Linked DNA regions of Homo sapiens: all the other regions are linked to region 1. The links are chromatin loops, found by intact Hi-C in ENCODE. Cell type or tissue: heart left ventricle. All regions are shown on one strand. Region 1 holds the start of CERS6 (ceramide synthase 6). Region 2 overlaps CERS6 (ceramide synthase 6). Region 3 overlaps CERS6 (ceramide synthase 6).

Region 1 (8,000 bases):
AAGCCCTTTCTCATATGTTATCTTATGTGAGCCTCATGACAGTCAGTGACAGAGGCAAGACAGGTACTGTTGATGCACAAATCACACAGGAGGGTATTAACACGCTCTTAGAAACAAAGGAACTTATGGAAGATTCATAGAAAGTACTAAATCCTCCTTTTACTGTCCAACAAAACTCACCCTTCAAAATGTTCCTGAAATCCCACCACCTTCTCAAAGTTGATGAATGGGAGAGCCACATTATCTTAGTTTAGCTCCTATTAGTTTAGCTTCTAAGTTCCAGGGAAGTGTAGTTTCAGGGAAGCAGGAATGAGAGAAAAGGAGAGTGAGATGAGAAAGAGGAGAGGAAATATAAGGGGGTGAATTACTGAGTGGGTCACAATCTTGAAATAAAATGATGAGTTTATATCAGGGGGTGAGTTACTGAGTGGGTCACAATCTTGAAATAAAATGATGGGTTTGTAGCAGGGGGTATTTTCAGAGAGGCTGTTTGAAGCCATTGTGTGTGTCCGAGGGGTGGGGAGGAAAGGAATAAAAATGTACTTACTGTCTTCATTGCCCATGATCAAAGTCAGATCCCAGGGCATTAACTCACCAACAGTATTATACATGCTTGGGGACATAGAAGGAGCTGCTGGAGAGCACAGAAGCCATGGAGTAGGAAGCAAGGTACTATCAGGTCATACAGGAAGGAGTGACATGAGAAACCAGGGGTAGTCACAGAAGAAGTCTGGCTGGCCCAGAAGGCCAGGCTCTGACATGTCATGACATGTCATGACATGACTTTCGGACACAAAGTTGGTGAGAGGTCTTAACAAACCTCTGTCTATGGCCTACGAGAATGCAGCTGGTGCCAAGGCATGTTCCAGTGTTACTGAGAAGCTCACCACATGGTCTAGAGTGGTGATGGCGACTTCTACTCCCAAATGAAGACTCACTTCAATGACACCTCACCTCCCTCACCCCAGAATTGACCAATTCCTTCTTTATGCCCACACTATTCTACACACGAGTCTAACATGGATATATAAATATTTAACACAATTATTCAGATTTTTTTTCTTCTCCTTGAGAAGACTTTTTGGGGTTGGAGTAATGTTGATTCATTTATTCAGTAGTTTATTGAGTATCTACAATGTGCCGGGCAGTTTTTTTTTTTAAGTGCTAGGAATAGAACAGTTGATAAAATAAATACAAATCTTTTAACTTTCTGAAGCTTACATTTTAGTGCATGTCTGTGTGGATGATTGATGAAGATATAGGTACAATATATCTTGTGTTGACGGTGGTAAGTGTCTTGGAGAAAAACAAAGCAAGATAGGAAGAGTGGTGGTGGGGATTGAGGGATGTAGATTAACTAGGGTGGCCAGGGAAGGCTTCAGGGAGAAAATGACATCAGTACAGAGCAAACATGGATGTTCGTGTAAAAAGAGTTCCAGGGACAGAGAAGAGCAAGCACAAAGGCTCTAAGACATAGCTGGTGTGTCCCAGTAAGGGCAGGGTGGCCAGTGTGGACTCAGGCAGAGTGAAGGAGAGAGAAGAGTAAATAAGTCAGAGTTAATACGGAACCAAATATCACAGGTCATTGGAATAATTTGGCTTTCACTTGGGAGGGATGAGGAAGAAGCAGGGTTTTCACCCCAGGGGTGATCTGACAAATTTGCATAGGATCACACTGGCTGAGAATAGACTGTAGAGGGGCAAAGGGTGAAACTGGGAGTTGGGAGGTTACTGGAGTAATGTGAATTAGAAGTATTGGTTGTTTGGACCAAGATGGTAGCAGGGGAGGTGGTGAGAGATGGTGAGATTATGGTTTTAAAATGGTGCTGATGGGATTTGGGATGGATTGGAAAGGAGGTATGAGAGAAAGAGAGAAGGGGAAAAAATGACTCCACATTTTTGGCTTGAGCCAAGACTACAGGAGGAAGAGATTTCAAGGGGAAGATTAATAGTTTGGTCATGAGATAGCTTTTAGACATCTGAGTGGTGGTGTTAAATTGCCAGTGGATTTAAGAGTCAGAAGGTCAGGAAAAAGTTCATGGCTAGAGATATAAATATGGGAGCTATTAGCATGACATTGGAGGGCATACAGATGTCATTAAAAGCCACGAGACTGGATAAAATCACCAAATGAATACATTCAGATAGAAAAGTGAAGAGGAAAAAAGACTGACTCCTAGGCCACTATAACTTCTAGGGGTTAGAAAAGTGAGGAGTAACCAGGAAGGAGACTGAGAAGAAATGGCCATGAAGGAGGAAGAAACCCAGAAGAGTGAGGTTTCTGGAAGCCAAGTCAAGAATGTTTTAAGACACACGACCTGACAACTGGGCCAAATGCTACTGACAGAGGTGTTGTGAACTGCTATGAACTGAATGTGTGTGTCCCCCAAAATTCATATGCTGAAATCCTAGTTCCCAATGTGATAGTATTCAGAGACAGAGTCTTTGGGAGGTAATTAGCTAATGAGGGTAGAACCTTCATGAATGGGATTAGTGCCCTTATAAGAAGATAGGGCACTAATCTGTGTTTCCTCTTTCTGTGCTCTCTGCCATGTGAGGATACACAAGAAAACAGCTGTTTTCAAACCAGGAAGAGGATCCTTGCCAGACACTGGATCTGCCTGCATGTTGATCTTGGACTTCCCTGCCTCCAGAACCGTGAGGAATAAATTCTGCTGTTTAAGCCACCTAGTCTAAGCAGCCTGGACTAAGATAAGAACTGACCTTTGTGTTTAGCAGCATGAAGATCACAGGTGACCTTGGGCAGTTTCAATGCAGCAGAGGAGACAAATGTCCAAATGGAAGTTCAAAAGAAAATGAGGGGAGAGAAATTGGAAGCACCAGTATAGGCCATTCTTCAGTTTCACTTTCAAGAGATAGAGTGGAAAGAGGGGAGGGAAGAGTAAAAGAAACTCCCTCTCTCTGTGTGTGTGTGTGTGTGTGTGTGTGCGGTTATATGCCCACTGGAAAGGTTTAGTATAGCCTACTGGCAGCACCAGGCAGAAAATGAATGTGAGAAAAATGAACAAAAATGCCCCAGAACCATGTATACATGGGCCATGGAATGAATTCACACATGGCTCCTGTATCAATGGGGAAATGCATTGCGGGAGGGAAGGTGCCTGGGTTAGGCCTCACAGGCCTAATGCCTTAAAGGTTTTAGATTCAAAAGGCAGAAATAATGAGCCTGCCGAGTAGCACAGTGGAGGTTCTCATGATGTGCCAGGTCAAAATGTGGTCTAGCAGCCTTTTCAGAGAGGTTAGTTGAGAGGGGTGGTTTTACAGAACGCTGCAGTTGCTATCATCATCATCATCATCATCATCATCGTCATCAAGTAGCAATTAATAATCAAATAGCAATTAAGTGCCTAATTTTTTGTACCACCTCATAAATCAATATAGGGGGGCTTGTTCCCTGGGGGAGCTACTTTGATGAGAAGCAGCAGTATAAAAGACCGGAAAGTCAAAGATTGGGGAAAGGCAGGCGTGGGGCAGAGGCAGAAGGCTCTTGCCAAACCATCCTGCCTCAGTTCCTGATTTTTCACCCTGCCTCTCCAAGCGCGGGAGTGGAGGATCCTTTCCCTCCCACTTCCTCCTTTGCTCTTTACCCCTCCCCCTCCCCCCCCCTTTTTTTTTTTTTGCTGTCCTCCTGGAGCAGGGCTGGTTCTGAAGCTTGGCGGCAGCCCCTACCTGCTGACCCACCGCCTCCGGGCGCACGGGAAGAGGACTGAGAGCCCTGAAACCCCAGCGGGGCAGGAGCCAGCATTCTGAGCATGTGCGAGCCAGCCAGGGGGCTAGGGCGGATTTGGGGGGTCGACTTTAGGTCGTCGCCCTAAGCGCAAAGCGAAAGAGCGGTGAGAGCAGGGGCGGGCGACACTCCCCGGAGCGGTGCCCCTGCGCCCAGGGCGCAGCGACTGCGCCCTGCCCTGCGGGTGTGGGCGAGTTGGCCGCGTGTGTGCCTCGCTGTTTGACGCGAAGACGAGCCAATCAGGGCGGGCGGCCCGAGCTGCCATGTGACGGGCAAGGCGGCCCCTTTCCCCAGCGCGGCCAGAGGGAGGAGAGAACCGGGGCTCGCCGCGAGCCTTCGAGAGCAGCGGCCGCGGAGGAGGCGGCGGCGGCGGGCGGGAGCAGCGGCGGCGGCGGCACAGGCTCGGGGCCAGCCGGGCGCGCATCCCCGGGCGCCCTGCGCGGTGGAGAGCTTGGCGGGCTGCGGGTGCCGCAGGACAGGAGTGGACAAAGCAAGATGGCAGGGATCTTAGCCTGGTTCTGGAACGAGAGGTTTTGGCTCCCGCACAATGTCACCTGGGCGGACCTGAAGAACACGGAGGAGGCCACCTTCCCGCAGGCTGAGGACCTCTATCTCGCTTTTCCCCTGGCCTTCTGTATCTTCATGGTGCGGCTCATCTTCGAGAGGTAAGAAGGGCTGAAGCCCCTCCTCCCCTCCCCCTGCGCACACACACGCGCGCACACACTCGCGCGCTCTCTGGCGCACGCCCCCGCGCCCCCAACGCTCGCGTTCACGCCTCCCAACCTTTGTGTTCGGGGAGGGGTTGCTGACCCCCCTGCCCCGCTGGCTTTCTGGGAGCCAGAAAGGGTCTGGCTTGCCACGGATTTCCTCCCGGGCGCCGGGGAGGAGCCGCGGAGCGTTAGGGTCGCCCCCTGCCCTCCTCCTGGGCCCTGCTCTCCTCCCGGCAAGGGCAGGCGAACAAAGGTGAGCGGTGGTCGGGCTCAGGACCCGCCGCATTCCGCGGGGCTCGCCCCTCTCCGCCGGCGCGCCACGCAAGGCTGCCAGGCAGGGCTTCCCGCCGGGGCCCGCGCCACCCACCTGACAGCCAGGAACGTTCCGGACGCGCGGCCCGGAGGGAGGAGGAACCGCGCACACTTCAATCTTTATGCTCCGGCACACGGATTGTAGGGGTTGTGCTTCAAAAGAATTCGCCAGGGACTTCCTGGCTTCTGGTCGCTGTTTGGTTTTTATCCGTGAAACTATCAGGCCCACAGTCCTGGCAAATAGGGGATAATAGCATTTCAGGTTATTAGCGGTTTCTTTAAAAGAGGATGTGACAGGACGGGTCCACATCCTGCAAAATGGTGATATTAAACTGATAACCCTGTCCTGTGAATAATCATAAACTTCTTTTTTGGTACTCGAAGGCACTTAAAATTTTGAGGAATTGTCATGCAATTGTATAGTTCCTCGGTTTGGTTGGATATCTCCATTGTGTCACATACAAACTTGTGTTATTCTCATGGAATTCGTTTTCGTCGCGAAACTAGATTGTGCCTGCCATGCATTCTCTGGGTGCTACTGAAAGAAAACCAGGACAGCAGCACACTTTTTTTTTCGTAACAGAAAATATTATCTTCCCCTTTCTTGTACCCTCCCCTTCCTCTGCCCAATTCATCAGTAAAGGCTGAATTTCTTAGATCACAAAGTAGAGTTTAGATTGCATTTCTCGCTTCCACTCCGCCTTTCTTCCCCGCCTTCAACTCACCTTGGTTTTGTTTCTTAAGCTTTTGCTGGTACCTCATTTGCTGTTCCTCTTTGCCTGAAAACGACTGTTGAGGGTGGCAGAACGCGTCTTTTGAGTCATTTGCTGCTGGACGAGGCAACAAAGCTTCATGGGGACAAAAAGTATCTTTTGTCTCAGGAAGGTATATTTTTCACCGGACAGTATTGTTGCTTGAAAACGAAGTCAGCTGTTCGCCTGCAGAAATTGACATGCACAAAGCAACAGACTTTAAGACCTATGTTTAAATTATTGGAATCTAATACAGATGTGTCATTGATCCTATACAAAAAAGGATCAAAAAAGTCACAGCAGTGCTGTGAAAAAATGGGTGTGTTTGCAGGTGTAGAGTTACCTCTAGAGCAAATGTTTGGTTACAGAAAATATGAACTCTATACAGTTTTGCAGGCTCTCCAAAAACAAGCAGACTCAGGGATAGCAGGTTTGCTCTATGTTGGCACATAGTAGGGGATCTACACACAATTGCTGAATTATGATAAATTGTGTCTGATAAATTCTGGCTGGGCTCACTTTTAGATAGATAATGCATTTGAAAGAGATGTGCAGTCTTATGTGTTGGAGAACAAAAGCATGATCTGTGCACAAACAGCCGAATTTTCCTGACATCCTCCTTCTCTATGCTGATTCCAGGCTGTTCACTGTGTTTAAAAAAATTAAGTTGTTAGAATGGAGATGGCTTTGTACTTAGATTGTCTCTGCCTCTAAAAAGATAAACACTAATGTGATAGTTGAAAACTGGAAGTTCATTTTTCCTCTTTCTAAACATTTTTTATTTTCTTTCTTTTTTTCCATAATCCCATGACTCGACTTAGAGTTTACATAGAGGGGTGAGCTGCTTTCAATTGTCAGTCACAGCAAATGTCCTCATATTGATATAAAGTGAGTTGGTCAGTTTCCTTCAGGCCATTGATCTAAGTAGAAGAGATTTAATGGCCTGTATGGAAAGTGAAAGTTTATGGTTAATGTTCAGAATAATAATCCAATATGGCACATATGTCACAGAATGCTACTGACTTTTGGAAGACTATCTACTTTGTTTCTTCCTATGATAGCTCTGTCTTTAACCATTCAGACCTTCTCAATTCTCTGAAAATCCACAATTTAGTTGTATCTAGAGTTAGAAGTTCTGCATGTTTCTCCTCTTCTCAAACCTAAATGACATATTCTGGGATCCAACCTGTGACCTTCATCTCAGTAGCATCCATCAAGGGCCTGAATCAATAAAACAGAACCATTCAGTATTATCACTGCTACAACTCACATTCAATGGCCTTCTAGCATTTTGTATATACATCCTTTTCTTTTGCAGTATTCTATAATGTATACGATGATTTTAAAAGCCTGTTGTGAATCCCTTTGTAGAATGAAATGCTTTTGTAATAGGAATAATTCTCTCAAGATTCTTCTCTTTGTATGCTTTGTCATTTATTTCAAAGCTGAGACCATACCTAAGAAATACCCGATTATCCAAGTCTTTATTTTACATTAAGTGAAGTCAGTAATGTCCTTGTTGAGGCTAAAATCGTGAATTTGAATGCCTTCTTCTCAGTCTTAGGTATTTCTCTCTACTAAGAGAAACATCAAAGAATTGACTGAAATGGGCTTTGCCCAGTTAAACAGTCCTTTCTTTTTATTTTCATCCCGGCTGTTGTGGTGTGGATAGTGGAGGCATTGGTAGCCAGAACATGTCACTTTATGACAGCATATGGACAGCAATATGGAAGCCCAGCATGGTTGGTAAAAAATGGGGCAGCCTAAGGTCAATGACTTTTGGCTGAGTCTGTGAAGATCTCAAAGCTTGGTGGTTTTTAGCATAGCCTTTATACCATACTTAACTCCGGGTAAGGACCAGGACCACTGTAGCGACCAATTGATTGACAGAGTAAAGTATGTGGGTTTTTTTTTTTCCCCCAACTGGGCTGATTCTCTTAGAATAAAAATTGTATACCATTATATTATGTTAACTTGATCACAAAGAACAAAATGTTATTTATTAATAATATAGCATTGTCATCTGTTTGATGAATTTTCTTGATTTAATGCTTGTTTAGATTCAGTAAGCCATTCTCAGGAACTATAATAAATGCTTCTTCCAACTTCACTTTTTCAAAAATGTGTTTTGCTGTGGTATTTATAAATGTGGAAATTGTGCTGAATCTCTTTAGAAATAAAAATTCTTTGAGTTATTGTTACAAATGTTAACTTTAATGCTGTGGATTTAGGAGAGATGCAGGAAGTATAGATCGGGAATCAGAACACTCAAATTCTAGTCAAAACTTACACTGGGGCAGCCTCCTAATTTATCTCTGTTTATTTTCTCATTTATGTGTTGAGGCAAATGGCCTTTGTAACTTATTGTTTTCACCCTCCTGATTCTTTGATTCCTGTGGATCATCTGTGCTTGAAAATTACTAATTATTATCTGATGAAACTTTGAAGCGGCTGAATGTCTTTTTTTTTTCTTTTCTT
Region 2 (8,000 bases), 180 kb after region 1:
ATTTTCAGTGAAAGTTTCATATAAAGCAGCTATCTCCAATAGCCTTGTTCTTTGTTGCTTTGTATGTGGATTGTCTAAGAACGCCAACCTCCAGAATGCAGTACCTTCATAGGTCATCTTGTCCCTAAATCTGCCTTTCTGTCACTGAAACTGCCAGATTTCACAGTACATCTCCTTCTTCCCAGTTGGCTTTTGAAAGTAGCCATCACTAAGATATGGGGTGGGAGATTCTGTTGCTGCCTCAAGAAATGTACGTAATCATTTGTGGTAAAGGGCAAAGTTTCCGACTGATACAGATTTTGCATTTCTATACAAGATGGCAGAAAGTGGAGACAGGGTGATATGCAGATGAAGATTTCCCTACTTCCTTCAAGGCTTGTGACTTTTCACTGTTAATCACATTTTTTACATCTAATTTCATTCTTTTTCTGTTGTAAGAACTCTTCCCTGATTCTAGCAGTAGGTTGAAGGTCATATCTTCCTTTTCATGGGTGCATGAACTTTATTATTTATCTCTTTTACAGGTATCTTAGTAGAAGATTGGGAGGGACTATATCAGGGACTGGTAGCTAGCATTTAAAACAATAACATATGAAACTCCACAACTTAAAGAAGTGCTTTTTCAAGTTGCAAGATGCTTGAAAATTTTGCTTTCTGCAGATATTTTGTGGAAATAAACTCTGCCTTGTAAATATTCATCACAAGTTGCTATTCAAATGATGGAGGCATCAGTATTCCTATAATAGAATCTATGTGTTATGAAAACTGGGTCATTTTAGTGATTAAATAAAATGTAGATACATAAATGATGGTAGGAATTCCAATGACTTCTGTAAAACTTTTTTATACATAAAAACTGCCTGATCACTACCTACTAACAAGGGTCTTAGAACTGAAACAGCTGTTATAAATAACCTAATCTCGGAGTTGCAAATTCATTTGCCTCCAGGGGCCAGACAAGGCAAATGCATGAAGTAGGCTAGTTCCATACTGGAAGGATTGGGAGGGACTAGAGAGAAGTAGAGATAATACTTGTGCTACCAAATCCTTGAGGCATCATTATAGCACAAACCCAGTCTCCCATTATAGAGATGGAACTGAGATCAAAGGATATTAACAGATTTGCCCAAAGTTAGTTGAGTCTGTCTTGACCAGAACTGGGTACATAATTTGCAGAATCCAATGCAAAATAAGATGCTGGGTCCCTTGTTCAACAACTATTAAGAATTTCAAGATGGTAACAAAGCATTAAATCAAGCATGAAGTCTTATGTGACTGCCTAAGTCACACACCCATGAAGATATCCCTGGTTTTAATTTTTGATCTAGAATTTGTACAACAAACAGAAACTTGTTATCACTCTCACCCATAACCATTGAGAGATTAGTAATGGAGATGGAGTTAAAATTAAGTTCTTAACTTTTTTTCTTTTTTTTTTGAGATGGAGTCTCACTCTGTTGCCCAGGCTGGAGTGCAGTGGTGGGATCTCGGCTCACTGCAAGCTCCACCTCCCGGGTTCACGCCATTCTCCTGCCTCAACCTCCTCAAGTAGGTGGGACTATAGACGCCCGCCACTAAGCCTGTCTAATTTTTTGTATTTTTATTAGAGACGGGATTTCACCGTGTTAACCAGGATGATCTCGATCTCCTGACCTTGTGATCCACCTGCCTCAGCCTCCCAAAGTGCTGGGATTACAGGTGTGAGCCAACACGCCCAGCCCTTAACTATTATACTACAATAAGTTAATTGTCTTTTCTTACAAGATAACTTTTTTTTTTTATGATATCAGGAATGCCATTTAGTGACATCCAGCCAACTTTTAAAGGCGTAGCTATTCATACTCGGAAGTACAAGAAATAAAATTGGGAATTTAGTACTAGAGTAAGAGTTTTTTGTAATAAGTATACACACACACACACACACACACACACGCACACATCTTATATTTTAAAAGACTTAAAACATTTCCATCATTTAAAATCAAAAGAAAACTTAAAAATTTTTCTTCATTAGAAGTGAAAGTCACAGCTAGACCATAAGTTTGGCATGGTATAAAATTGTCATTTATAGTTGTAATTTGATTTATTTAGATTCTATATGCCTTCCTTTAGCAACATCCACAAAGATGTTGATATAGTTGTTAAAAGACAAAGTGAAATTCTTACCTAATTTTAAAATATTAACTCTTTTAAAACAAATATGAACTTCAGTTAACTCCAGTTGTTAGTTTTGAATTATTTGTCTGATTCAGATATTATACCTTCATATTACCAAATCATATCCCTTCATGAGTGATAAACAAGAAGAAGTTCACATGTTGGAGAATGAGAAGATGAGCAGTTGGGCAAATATTGCAATTAACAATGAAAAAATTAAGTTATGAATATAATACTCAAAATATTTTCTATAAGCCATGTATACCAGTGTATGGCTTCAGCTAGCACTGAAATTGCTCATTAAGTTTAATCCTTAGTTGAGGTAGGGGGACAAATTTAATTTAATGAACTCTTTTCCCTCCCTTACATATTTCAGTATATGCTGTGAATATATAAACTGAATGTCACAGATTTTTTTTTAACCTTCTACAGGTGGAGATTTTCATTTTACCTTTATGTATTTACCTACGGAGTCAGATTCCTGAAAAAGGTAGGATCTCTCAAACTATTTTACATGATTCTTATGTAAGTGTATGTCTATATCCTGGTTTTTTTTTTTAATGTGTGACTGTAATAATATTTTAGGTAATCATATCAGGCTTCCTAAGAATTATTTGTGCATTTTCATTTGACTTACAAAAATATTTCGGATGTTGCTAAGTCCCATAGTCACTCCAGTGGGTTATTTATTACTTTTCAGGCATTAGGAAGCTTATAAAATCCATCTGATGCTTTGAAAGAAGTTAGAGTTTCTACATCAATCACACAATTTGAAAACATGAATTGTTGCAGCATGTATTACCACTGTACTCTTCACCAGTAGAAATAACTATATATATTATATAATATATATTATATAATATTATGTAAATATATGTAAATATATATTTATATTATATATTATATAAAAATATAATATATAATATATAATATATAAACTATATATTAATATAATATATATAAACTATTATATAAATACATATTAAATATATTATATTTTTAATATTTATATATTAAATATAATATATATTTAATATTTATATATTAAATATATAATATATTTAATATTTATATAATATATAGCATATTTTATATTTATATTATATATAACATTTTATATTTATATTTATATTTATATATATTTAATTTATATTTATATTATATTTATATTTATATTATATATAACATAATTATATATATTTTCATATTGTATATAATAAAGAAATGTATATTTGTTATATATAATATATATTATATAATTTATTATATATTATATAATATATATTATATAATATATATTATATATTATACATTTATTATGTGTTATATAATTATATATTACATATTATATATATAATATCTGTCTCTCTCTCTCTCGCCTAGTTACTAACAGGGCAGCACTAACTGCTGGTGGAAAATTTCATTTCTTTCATAAGATCATTTCCCCTGCTGTTGCTTTTACTATAATCCTGCATGAACTGAGGGACCGAAATCTATGAAAGTAATTCCTTGTGGCTGCTATAGTCTTTCCAGGTTATTTCAGTTCTTACTGGAACTACTGTCGGGTTAGACTCCTTAAATAAAACCCTGTGAAGGCCTATCTTCTCATAGTCGTACACATATTAACAATAGTGATTTGGCATAACATGGGGAATTATTTTTAAAAGTTCTCTATAGTATTAGCCTCCAAAGTGATATCAGTGTTATCTTTATTTATTACAGAATTTTTGTTAAAATTGGGAATGCACCAAATTTCATGCCTTATTAATCTTGTAAATATTGACATGGAAATTTTAAATACATTTAAGATTTTAAAATCTGGGTTATCAAATATTGTCCGCCTGTGGTGAATTCTATTATAAATAGTGGTTGTTTCCCATTATCATATTGTTTTAGAGGATTGTTTTTTACTTGTAGTCTTTTCCTTTGGTAACTGCACTTATTTTCACTTAATAAGACCATATGGCCCAGAGGCCATTTGAATCGATTTAGAAGGATGAGTTTTACTCTGTGGGGTTTCTGTGTATGAAGAAATTCTCAACTGGAGTAAATAAACATGGTTTAAACGGCTTATTTTGGAATTCTGTTCTAGTTTTCAGATTTACTTATCTAGAAAAAATAGAATGACTATAGCGCTTTTGTGCTTATAACTTTACTACCTTGGAAGAGGAAACAGCTTTGGATGGAATTTCAGCTGATGTGGAGGAGGTGTGCTTCATGGGAAGGTCGGGTTGTTAACTAAGGTCAAGGTTTGGAATTCGTGCCTGGTTCTGTTGGTGAGGGGCTTTGTTGGTGAGAAAGGAAAGAGAGGATGAGCACGTTTTTGCTCTTTTCCTTTAGGCCTGCTGGATATAGCCTCTCTAGCTCTCATACGGCAATGCGGTTATCTGTCATCAGAACAGGAAACACTTTGACGCTTAGCTCTGGTTCACTCTGTCCCTAAACAAATGGAATGGAATGAGAATAATTTTTATCCACCAGTCCTCAGTGAGTCTGCACGAGGCAGTAAGAGGAACTGTCAGTAGAGTGTTTCCTTGGAAATTATTTTTTCTTAAACTAGACCAGTTTTATGCCAATTTCCTTTCAACTGCCTCTGGTTATAACAAATGCTTTTTTTTTTTAATAAAAAAAAAAAGGAAAGGAAAGAAGAACTAGACACTGTTCTTCTTGTTGAATTAATTTGTGTGGGAATTTCTTTCTTTAATTCCATCCAAGCAGCACTCAATTTTTGATGAGCTGTGTAGTTTAGTCTTACTCATAATGCGAAGTAGAAATGCATACATAGAATTCATCTGACTGAAATAGCTTTGGAGGACTTCATAAGCCATCTTGTCCAACCCTCTCATTTCACAGCTCAGGAGGCAGAAATCCAGAAGAGGGTAGGTGGCATTCAGAAGGTCACACAGTTTATTAAAGGCTGAACCTGACAAGAAACACATGCTCCTCTTTCTTATTCCAGAGCTCTCTCCAGTTGGCAAGCCTACCCTAACTGCCCTAACCTCAGCATGATTTCTGAGTGACTTCCTTCTTTGGGTAGCAGGCTTGACCTAGCTGAATCATTATTGCTTATTTGTAGAACTTTAAATACTTCTTTTAATGTATATTTTAAAAATATTTTTATTAACTTTCTTGGAATGGACAATATGTTTGCCCAATCTAAACTGAGACAAAAAAAATTAAAGATGCTGCATCAGAAATAATCAAAACAAGGTAATTCAAATCTGTAGAATACCTTAAATTTCAGAAAATAAGAAGCACATAGTTCTATCAATACAGCATAAATTTGTCTTTGTGTTCAGATTCTTCCAAAAAGTACAGTAGGAAAATTCTCATAATACCAGTGTAGTGGATCCATTTTAAGAGGTTAGAGGCTACAGCTGCCTCTTACTTCTAGAATCAAAAATATGGATTATTACATGTGCTGTTAGAAGAATCCCTGACAGCTTGCACTGATCGGTTTTCTTCTGTCTTTAGGTCAAATGAGCCTGTTGTGTCTCATTTTCTATGGTGGTTTAATAAGCACCTATTCTACCCTAAAAAATAGGGAAGTAGACACTACAGAACAACCTTACAGACATGTTAGTGAACTATTCAGTAAAGTTACTGCTGTGTTGGTAGGAAATATTTAAGCAGTTGAAAGTAAGCCTGACAATATAATCTTATTCTATAATTGCTGTATATAAGAGAGTCTGCTCATACTTATAATTAGCAGAGTCAAATACTTTTGTTAAAGAAGACCTAGAAATACTTAAGGTGCTCTGAAGTCCTAGCAGACAGTGTACACATACAAATTAACACATTTTCCTAGGTTCTATTTTTTCTTATAAACTACATGTCTGATCATGTGGGGTTTTTGTTTGTTTGTTTGTTTGTTTTTTGAGATGGAGTCTCGCTCTGCCGCCCAGGCTGGAGTGTAGTGGTGCAATCTTGGCCCACTGCAACCTACCCCTCCTGGGTTCAAACGATTCTTGTGCCTCAGCCTCCCAAGTAGCTGGGATTATATGCCTGTGCCACCATGACAGGCTAATTTTTATATTTTTAGTACAGATGGGATTTCACCATGTTGGCCAGGCTGGTCTCGAACTCCTGACCTCAGGTGATCTGCCTGCCTCGGCCTCCCAAAGTGCTGGGATTATAGGTGTGAGCCACCACACCCGACACATGTGGTACATTTTGTATCACAATTCATTTCGCACACACGCATGTATGTAAAAGAAAAGTTACTCAAGATATACCTATGTCTAATTTCAATATCAGTCAGGGGTCCATAGGAGATAGAAACCCCAGAAGTTAATTTTAGGAGTGACTGTAATATAAAGAATCATTAACCAGAGGGAACCATCAAGCCTGTGTTGCTCAAAGTAAATTGATCTACTGTTTACTACCAGTCTGCAATGAGATAAGAAGCTTGCACCTGAATGTAAAGCAGCTCCTCCTGATTTTTGAAAAAGTCTATCTATGAAGAAAAGTTAGCTGAAAACAGTGTGCTTAGTGATCCAGTTAATTTACCTCGAGTGTAAGCTCCTTATGTTGTTGTGGACTTGTAACAGACATTTCAAGGACTGGGCCTCACCCATTAGCACCCCACTGAGGTATAGTGGAGGTAGTAATAGCAGGAAGGCACTGCCACTGTGAGGACAAGGGGATTACAGAACATAGAGGCTCAAAGGAAGAGCCATGGAGCCAGAGAAGACTTCTGACAAGGGGACACTGACCAGCTGGTGTCCCTGAGGGAGCATGAGGGGCTTGGCTCTGGGAATGTGGAAAAACTACAAATTGGAACCAGCTGCTGCTGCTGGAATGAACTGCTACTGCTGGAGTGAAGATGCACTGCTGGGTGGGTGTGGAGGCAGGGGATGAACGTGATGACAAGAACTAGAAGCAAAACAGAAAGGAGCAAGTCCCATCTTCCTCTTGCAGCCTTCCAGCCTTCCTCAAGTGCTTCTAAGAAGCTAAACTTGGCAAGGCACCAGCTCCTTAAAGCCAGCAGAAGTGCGGCTTGCACAGTCTCTGCTCTGAGACCGGCAGCAGTATCTCAATAACTAGCCCAATTGTCTCATATTGCTGCATTCTGAAATGTACTCTGATAAATCTTATTATAACCTATTTTATTACATTTTTAAAACATGAAGGTTGCCCCATTACATTGACTTCATGACTAACTGCTGGGTGAAAACTTGTGGTTGAGAGTGCCCCGTCAGACTGAGTCCTTTGCCCACTCCCTTAGACTTTCTGAATCCAACCTTAACTAAGGTGCAGCCTTTCATTCTTCATGCGGTGTTCTCAAATTCAACACACAAAGCCACGAAGTGTTCCCTGGTTTCATACTTTGAGATGTTCTCTTTTGTTTATTGCTTAGTTCGGAATCTTTCTGAAATGGGAACAAGATTGTAATTTTTTTTGCCTATTTTGAGACTGAAAATAGAATTTGTCTAGCCATTAGAATATGAGTCCATTTAAGATTTTGTTCTCTGTGTCATTTTAAAAATCTTAAAATTGCTTGGACTATGTTGCTGTTTAAGGAGGCTTTAAATTTGGTTTTAATGAAAATGACCCCCATGAAATACTTCTATAAGAAGTGCACATGATATATAATACTAACATTGGGAAGGGACCCTAAAGATCACCTATCCCAAATTTCCCATTTCAGAAAACAAAAACCAATTTCAGAAAGATGAATTGACTTGCCCGAAGCAAAACTGGAAGCCTGTTTTGCTGTCTTTGGACTGTCTAGGTTAAAAACAATAACAACAACAACAACTTAGATAAGTTTTAAAAAGCTAGCAGTTTAAGTAACTTTTTATTAGTAAATTTACCTTACTAATGAAAACTAAAAGTCACAT
Region 3 (8,000 bases), 190 kb after region 1:
TTTTATAAAATTTTCTGTAAAGAGCATTGAGAAGCCTTTCCTCATGTTGTTGCTGCATTGTGTTTAGGCTGTGTCTTGAGAGAATGGCATTTCAGATTGACAGCTTTCTTCAGGCTGTGAGGTATACAGACTTTAGGACTTCATAAAGCTGAAGTATAGATTTTTGGGGAAGATATTGGGGATTCCTTGAACTCCAAGAGCAAATGGTGGCTGCTGCATTCTGAGTTCTTGCTCTTTTGTAATTATACAAGAGTTTCTGGATTTGGTGTTTTATAAAACCATAAATCTTATTTTTTCAGCTCACTTGATAACATAGCAACTTTGTAGAAACTCTAGAAATAAAAAAAAAAGAACGCATGTCAGAGTCTACCAAAATAACACTCACTTAAATATGATTTTCATTATTAGACAGTCCCCTGAAGGCATAGACTTCTACTCAAAAGTTTAGAGTTGAACTTGACTATGAAAAACATTGGTCTAATTTATATGCTGTGACAAAACTAGCTTTACAGGCTTCCTTTGGCCGGAGGCAGTGCCTGAGAAGGGAGTTGCATTAGTATTCACCTCCTGTTTCTACCATGGGAAATAGAAAACTAGTAACTCCCAGAAGATTCAGGTAATTTGATAGGAAGTATTGATCCATGTATCAAAATCTGTACCTGCACATTCACTCTGCATTAGCTGAACCATCATCAGAGACCTCTCTGACACAGAAAGAAAAATGATTTACTGAATTTAGCGAGGAAAGCATTACTCAAGTGTGTTTTTTCTAAAATCTGAAAGCTAATGGCGTTCACATACCATGATCACCATAATAGAACATTTTCCTCATCAACAACAATAATGAAACAAACCAGATGTTCTTTACTTAAGAACAGCTTTCTGGGGGAAGTAATGAGATGTTCTACTTCTGCTTGTGAAGCCAGTGTTCTTTCCCAGCAGGGAAGGGCCTCATCTTGTCTGGGTGTGTTTGGGATGGGGGTGGGGTGCTTAGGACAAGTACTTGATGTGGAGCAGAGCAGCAGGAATTCCGATTGGACCAGCTCATGCTCTGATTATAGCTCTGTGTGTGGTTCCAGGGGAACTCTAGTTCAGGGAGTATCTGGTACTGGGTCTGCTGTCAGGTGGGACAAATGGCTTAGTGTTTGTGCTTTGTTTTGTTTATGTTTGCCTCCCTTCTCATTTATTAATGCACATGAGAATAGGCCTGCTTGACAGGGGCCGTTGCTGTCATTGCTTAGGATTTATTAGTCAAAAATCTGGTGATACTAGTTATCTTGGAATGACTATTCCAAAGCACAGACAAGGTGACCATTTTGTGCCCAAGAAATGTAGGCTTCCACAAGGAAGTGAAGAGTGAAAAGGATAAAGTAACTTTTTCCCTCATAGAAATTAATCTATATTGATAGAGGTAGTTTTACCTGAGTGGGGTAAAGAGAGACTGCTGGAGTGAGTGCTGGCAATGTTCTCGATATGGATAGTGATGTAAGTATTTACATATCTAGACATACATCAAATTTCTGTGCCCTTAGGACCGTGTACTTTACCTTAACAACTTAATAACGTCTGTTAATCCTATAGCTGCCATACAAAGCAGTCCCTGCATGTTGCTGAATGGAAATGTGGGCATAAAGCATTCAAGTAGGAAAAGCTGGGATTTAAAGGGTGTTCCATTCCTGGCTATTTCCAAAGAGCTTCTGTTCATACTGGTGGGAGATACTGATCTCTGTTCATTTGTTCATTCTTTCTTTAAGAATCTGTTGAGCACCCATCCTATGACAGCAGTGATTGTGGGCACCATGGATGAAACAGTCTGAGACACTAACCTTGTGGTGCCAAGGCTATTATTGCTCTTTTCCCTGGTATCATCAGTAACATGGGAGCCTAATTCAATTTAGCAGACATTTATTAAGCATCGATGCACAAGACATGGTGTCAGATGTAGGAAGCTATGGCTCCTGCCTTCAGGGATTTTGTAATCTAGCAGAGAAGTTAAGCTTTGTCTAAAAATACTTATATAATATGAGGCTTTGTGATAAGTGGAATGTTGCATTAAGGAGATGGGACATTTTAGCCAAAGAAGGCTGAGTTTTCCTGCTTGTCCTCATTCTAAAAGATACCTGGTGTTTGTGTGGAAAGGGCTTCCTCACTTTCCTTCTCCTTGACCTTAATATATAGTCTCTCATCTTATTAACTCATTCTGTACCACTAACCCATGTCTTGTCTGTATTCTCTTTCCATCTTCCTCCATATACCCAGAGTGGTGACTGAGTGGAGTTGGGAACTAAAGATGATGGTGGAGAGTCATTTCAGATCTTTCCTCCATCCCTTGGCCCAATCCACCCATGGATTGCTGTAAAATTACATCCTTAATCCTGGCCAGCAGAACTTAACCACCAGATGTTGATGTCACTATTCCTTCATTACCATTTAACCCTTTCACAGACGACATGATTGCTCAGACCACTTGTCCTTCCCAGCCGCCCCATTTCACCCTTCTCTGCACCACTTGCCTTACTTTCAAATACCAGATGAGTATTACTGTACCGGAAATGTCATTTTTTTAGACGTGTCTTTCAATTAAACTGATTGTAATCAGTTTAACCGATTTGTTCTTGAGAGTTCTTCCCTGGCTTCCCATAGAAACTGCACGGAACAAAGTCCCCAGCTTTTCCTCTGGACGTTAGCAACTTTGACAAAGGCAAATGAAGCATAAAACTGTCACCTAGTCTTTAGACTTCCCACTGCCCCACATATTCCTGTCCCAGGCAGCTGGATGCATGGCTTCCTCAGGGTTTGCTAATGTAGCATCACGTACATAGAATGACCGTCCTCACCTTTACCTAAAACCTACCGGCCCAGGTTCTTTGTGGATCCCCTCACCATTGAACACCTATAATGTTAAGCCCTTTAAATCTCTATTGTATAGGTTGGAAGGTTGTTTTGCATATATGTAAAGCACCTTGTTTCGTCCCTGAGCCACGAGAGGTGTTCAATAAATAGGAATTATCATTATTACCATACGGTATAATTCAGTACTTAAGTATGAAGTATCATGTCTGAGTGCTTTCATATCAAATTTATTTCCATCCAGTTTTGTAAGCTGCTCACAGCAGGGCCTCATACCCCGCATGAATCTCCTATAGCACTTGATATCCAGCCAAATAGATGGTTCATACTTGAGTAATGGAATAAAAAAAAAAAAGCCACTTTGCTATTTTGTAATAATTTTGTTAAAAATTTTTTGGGGAAAACAACTTTAATGACTAAAATCAAGTATGGTATAGTAATTAAGTGAGAATTCTCATTATCTCTTGTTACCCCATTTCCCATTACTTTGCCTTTTTAAAAAATGTATGTGGAATTAGCAGTAAAAATGATCTACTGTAGGCAGGGGGCAGTGGCACACACCATAATCCCAGGTCTTTGGGAGACTGAGGCAGGCATATCACTTGAGCCCAGGAGTTTGAGACCAACCTAGGCAATGTGACAAAACGCCGTCTCTACAAAAAAATATAAAAATTAGCCAGACACTGTGGCTGAGGCGGGCAGGTCTATTGAGCCCAGGAGGTTGAAGCAGCAGTGAGCTATGATCGTGCCACTGCACTCCAGCCTGGGAGACAGAATGAGACCCTGTCTCAAAAACACAAAAAAGATCTACCCTCAGAATGTTAGTTCTGAATAGTTGGTTAGTTGGGAATTTTCCAGTATTTTTGTCTTTTGTCTTGTGTTTAAAGGAGAGTGTGTGTGTACATACACATATACATGTGTGATCTGGTTAGTGAAGCTGTGGTGGCTGATATCCAGGGTCCCATCACTAAGAAGTGAGTGAAGGATGCTTCATGATGTCTCCATTACTACAATGTTAACAGAGTAATCAGGGAGTATCAGACTGACTCTTGGGCCCTCAAAATGGAAGATCAGGTATTCTTGCCTCTCCCTGGCACAGCACAAGCTTTCCTGGTAGTATAATGAAAGTTGCAGAATGGAGCATAACCATTTTAGCATTTCACTTGCCCTCTCTTTCCAGCGTACAGTAAAGGCCTATATTGCTTAGGAGCATTAATTGATAATATTCTAGGAATTGTGCTTATAATGACTTACATACTAGAGGACACTTAGTGAAAACAGCATAAGAAATGTATTCTGTTTCCACAGCTAATAGCCTTGTTGTGAATTGTCAGGATCTACTTTGTGGATGCATGTTCCTCTCCATAGCAGACCCTTGATTAGGGGGTTAAGAGTAAATGATGTGGTATCATAACACAGTTTCTTAATAGGATGCATGATGTTCAGTATTGGCGGAAGAGTTATATTTGGCACTAGCTATTAGATCCGAATGGGCGGAGGTAATAACTATACCGCAGTGTTCTGCCCACGTGTGTGTATGTGCATGCATCACTGCTATCTGAAGCATGAAGCAAGAACTAGCTCTGTTTACTTTGTTCCTCCTAATCACAGCCCCTTCCATCCTCACCTCAATTTTTACTTAAGCTAGTACTTGAAGCTATAAAGAAATTGATAAAGTGATACTTCGCTAATTAGTTTGATTTCTTGTGAATTATAAAAAAAACTGTAAAAACAAAATCACCAAATGCTATGGGATACAACTTGAGTGAGGCCCTATAAACCTAATTTATAATTTTGTTGTTGTTGTTGTCGGGTGGGGCTAGGCAGGAAAATGATTCCCCACTTACCTTTTCTTATTAGCCAGTTGTTTGACTTTAGAGAATGGACTCCTCTAGTTGATTTCTATGTAGTACAAGAAGTGTTGATAGCATGATGTTTTGTCAAAGACTAGCAAGATTCTGATTACTGAATGCTACCACCAAAAATGCACCATTCTATACATCACTTATTATAACTATTGTAGCCCTTTAGATGGGAGTGTAGAAACTAAAAATAGAGTTTACGTCTTGATACCAGTTGATCATTATTGCCATCTCCCTCAGGAGGGAGAATTCCTTTCCTTGCGTTTTTCGGCTCACAGTGGCTGCCTGTATTCCTTGGCTCATGGCAGCTTCTTCCATCTTCAAAATCTATCACTCTAATCTCTACTTCTGTCATCAGTTCGCCTTCTCTTTTGTAGTCAAACCTCCCTCTGTCTCCTTTCTATACGCCCGGATAATTTCTTCATCTCGAGGTCCAGAATCACATCTGCAGTTTCTTTTGCCATATAAGGTAACATTCACAAGTTCCAGAATTTAAGATGTGGATATCTTTGGGTGCCATTATTCAGCCTACCATACCATGCCGGTCTCCTACTGGTGTCTCCTGATCTCTGAGAAGGCATTCGCTAGTATATCCAGAGGGAAATGCCATTTTGTTAAGAACTGATATAGCATAAAAATCTTTCTGTGGAAAGGTCACATATTCTTTATCCTTAAACAGCTTACAGGCTAATAGGAGATATGACTTGCTTGCAAGTATTTTTGGCATCAGGCAGCACATGGTAAGTGCTGTAGTGATGATGAAAATAGATGTCTAGGATTACAGAAGGGGGAGGGAGGATTTCAGATAGGGTGCTCAGGGAAGTCTGAACTGAGCATGTGACTGAGGATGAAGGAAGCTTCAGCTCAGGAAGATGAAGAAAGGAGGTGAAGGGGAATAATAGAAAGTGGTAAGTCTGGAATGTGGGAAGAGTTGTGTTTGGGGATGGGGAAGAGAGGAGGCAGCAGATATGAGAATGATGAGAGGCAAGTGAGGCAGATGAACAAAGGTGGGGTCAAGCATTCAACTTCTGTTTAGTAGGGAAAGCATAAAGAAATGACAGATGATTGAGCTGGAGAAAGGAAAGCTGGTCACAGTGTGCAGAATGAATTAAAATTCACAAAGACTGGAGGCAAGGAGATCTGTGTTAGCCACTGCAGCAGCCATGCTCCTTGTTGTCCCTGGCATTGGTCCACATGCAGGTGAAACAGCTTCTTGTGTATCACTTGGAGATTTTGTTAGGCATACCCAAGAAAAGTCAGCTGACAGCCAGTTTCAGGCAGGTAAACCATTTCCTCCTTGTTAGGAAGACTTACCAGGCACTGAAGAGGTAAGACTGAACTTAAAAAGAGAAAGAAGAGATAAGCAACATGTTCTCAACGTATTAAAAGTAACTTCTAGGCTGGGCGCGGTGGCTCATGCCTGTAATCCCAGCACTTTGGGAGGCCAAGATGGGCAGATCACGAGGTCAGGAGTTTGAGACCAGCCTGACCAACATGGGGAAACCCCGTCTCTATTAAAAATACAAAAATTAGGCAGGCATGGTGGTGCACACTTGTAATCCCAGCTACTCAGGAGGCTGAGGCAGGAGAATTTCTTGAACCCGGGGGCGGAGGTTGCAGTGAGCCGAGATCACACCACTGCACTCCAGCCTGGGTGACAGAGCGAGACTGCATCTTAAAAAAAAAAAAAAAAAAAAAAAAAAATATATATATATATATATATATATATAGAGAGAGAGAGAGAGAGAGAGAGAGAGAGAGAGAGAGAGAGAGAGAGTAACTTCTAAAAGGGGAGAAAAGACAGAGGGGAATTTTTTAAAAGATTTATTCTGTTCTCCCTCCATCCCACCTTACCCAAGAAGAATGACTACTCACTAACTGGCAAAACTGTGGGGTTTTTTGTGATTTCCTTTTCCCACAGAGATGAGAAAGCACTTTTTCATTTAGAGTCTCTAACTTAGCAGGAGAGGGGCGAAAAGAGGTACATCCATATTTTAATGAAGATAATGAATATAGTTTTTTGAGTTTGTTTTTGGAGAGGGAGAGAAAACCCTGTTCCTTATTTTGCCTTTTTAAAAAAGTTATGCTTAGTATAAAATAAAAATAATTTTATTTAAAAAAATCTTTTAACTTATATTTTAGGTTTGGGGCTACATGTGAAGGTTTGTTACAGAGGTAAACTCATTATCACAGGGGTTTGTTGTATAGATTATTTCATCACCCAGGTATTAAGCCCAGTACCCAATAGTTATCTTTTCTGCTCCTCTCCTTCCTCCCACCCACCACCGTCAGGGAGGCCCCACTGTCTGTTGTTTCCTTCCTTGTGTTCATAAGTTGTCATCACTTAGCTTCCACCTATAAGTGAGAAGATGTGGTATTTGGTTTTCTGTTTCTGTGTTAGTTTGCTAAAGATAATGATCTCCAGGTCCATCCATATTCCCACAAAAGACATGCTCTTGTTCTTTTTTCTGGCTGCATTGTATTCCTTGGTGTATACAAACCACATTTTCTTTATCCAGTCTGTCATTGATGGCTATTTTGGTTGATTCCATGTCTTTGCTATTGCAAATAGGGCTGCAGTGAACGTTCACATGCATGTGTTTTTATGGTGGAATGATTCATATTCCTCTGGGTATATACCCAGTAATGGGATTGCTGGGTTAAATGGTAGTTCTGCTTTTAGCTGTTTGAGGAATTGCCATACTGCTTTCCACAATGGTTTAACTAATTTGCACTCCCATCAACAGTGTGTAAGTGTTCCCCTTTCTCTGAAACTTTGCCAGCATCTGTTACTTGTTGACTTTTCAAAAACAGCTATTCTGACTGGTGTGAGATGGTATCTCATCATGGTTTTTATTTGCATTTCTCTAACCATCAGCAATATTGAGCTTTTTTTTTCATATGCTTGTTGGCCACATGTGTGTCTTCTTTTGAAAAGTGCCTGTTGATTTTCTTTGCCCACTTTTTAATGGGGTTGCTTTTCTCTTGTAAATTTGTTTAATTCCTTATAGATCCTGCATATTAGACCTCTGTCAGATGCATAGTTTGCAAATATTTTCTCCCATTCTATAGGTTGTTTGTTTACTCTGCTGATATTTTCTTTTGCTGTGCAGAAGCTCTTAAGTTAATTAGATCCCACTTGTCAAGTTTTGCTTTTGTTGCGATTGCTTTTGGTATCTTCGTCATGAAATCTTTGTGTGTTCCTGTGTCCAGGATGGTATCACCTACGTTGTTTTCCAGGGTTTTTATAGTTTTGTGTTTTGCATTTAAGTCTTTAATCTATCTTGA

What was found. A loop is a pair of places that touch in the nucleus more often than their neighbours do. Peaks named below come from ENCODE experiments on the same cell type or tissue, not always from the same donor. Only the 100,000 strongest peaks of a DNase experiment are listed, where the experiment ranks them.
Region 2: it touches region 1 in a loop (6-fold over the local background); 23 of 110 quality-filtered maps call a loop at or near these places.
Region 3: it touches region 1 in a loop (2.8-fold over the local background); 20 of 110 quality-filtered maps call a loop at or near these places.

Annotation. Positions count from the first base shown.
Region 1 is chr2:168,452,206-168,460,205 of GRCh38, forward strand. It overlaps CERS6 (ceramide synthase 6), which reads left to right and starts at 4,067. Exons shown (of 10, transcript NM_203463.3): 1 at 4,067-4,413. The coding sequence starts at 4,244. LOC102724081 (a long non-coding RNA gene) reads right to left here. Exons shown (of 4, transcript XR_002959433.2): 1 at 4,826-8,000. RefSeq lists silencers at 3,659-3,878, 3,909-3,998, 4,119-4,248, 4,699-4,758. In heart left ventricle, CTCF peaks have their summits at 3,860 and 4,062; DNase peaks (open chromatin) are centred at 3,546, 4,016, 4,506 and 4,796; H3K4me3 peaks cover 3,432 bases; H3K27ac peaks cover 1,800 bases.
Region 2 is chr2:168,628,396-168,636,395 of GRCh38, forward strand. CERS6 (ceramide synthase 6) reads left to right here. Exons shown (of 10, transcript NM_203463.3): 4 at 2,590-2,647. Among named protein-coding and RNA genes, the nearest start is that of MIR4774, 49 kb to the left of the region's middle. RefSeq lists an enhancer at 7,021-7,150. In heart left ventricle, no CTCF peak of the experiment used is centred here; a DNase peak (open chromatin) is centred at 6,936; H3K27ac peaks cover 4,252 bases.
Region 3 is chr2:168,638,702-168,646,701 of GRCh38, forward strand. All of the region lies in intron 4 of CERS6 (ceramide synthase 6), which reads left to right. Among named protein-coding and RNA genes, the nearest start is that of MIR4774, 60 kb to the left of the region's middle. In heart left ventricle, no CTCF peak of the experiment used is centred here; no DNase peak of the experiment used is centred here; H3K27ac peaks cover 5,795 bases.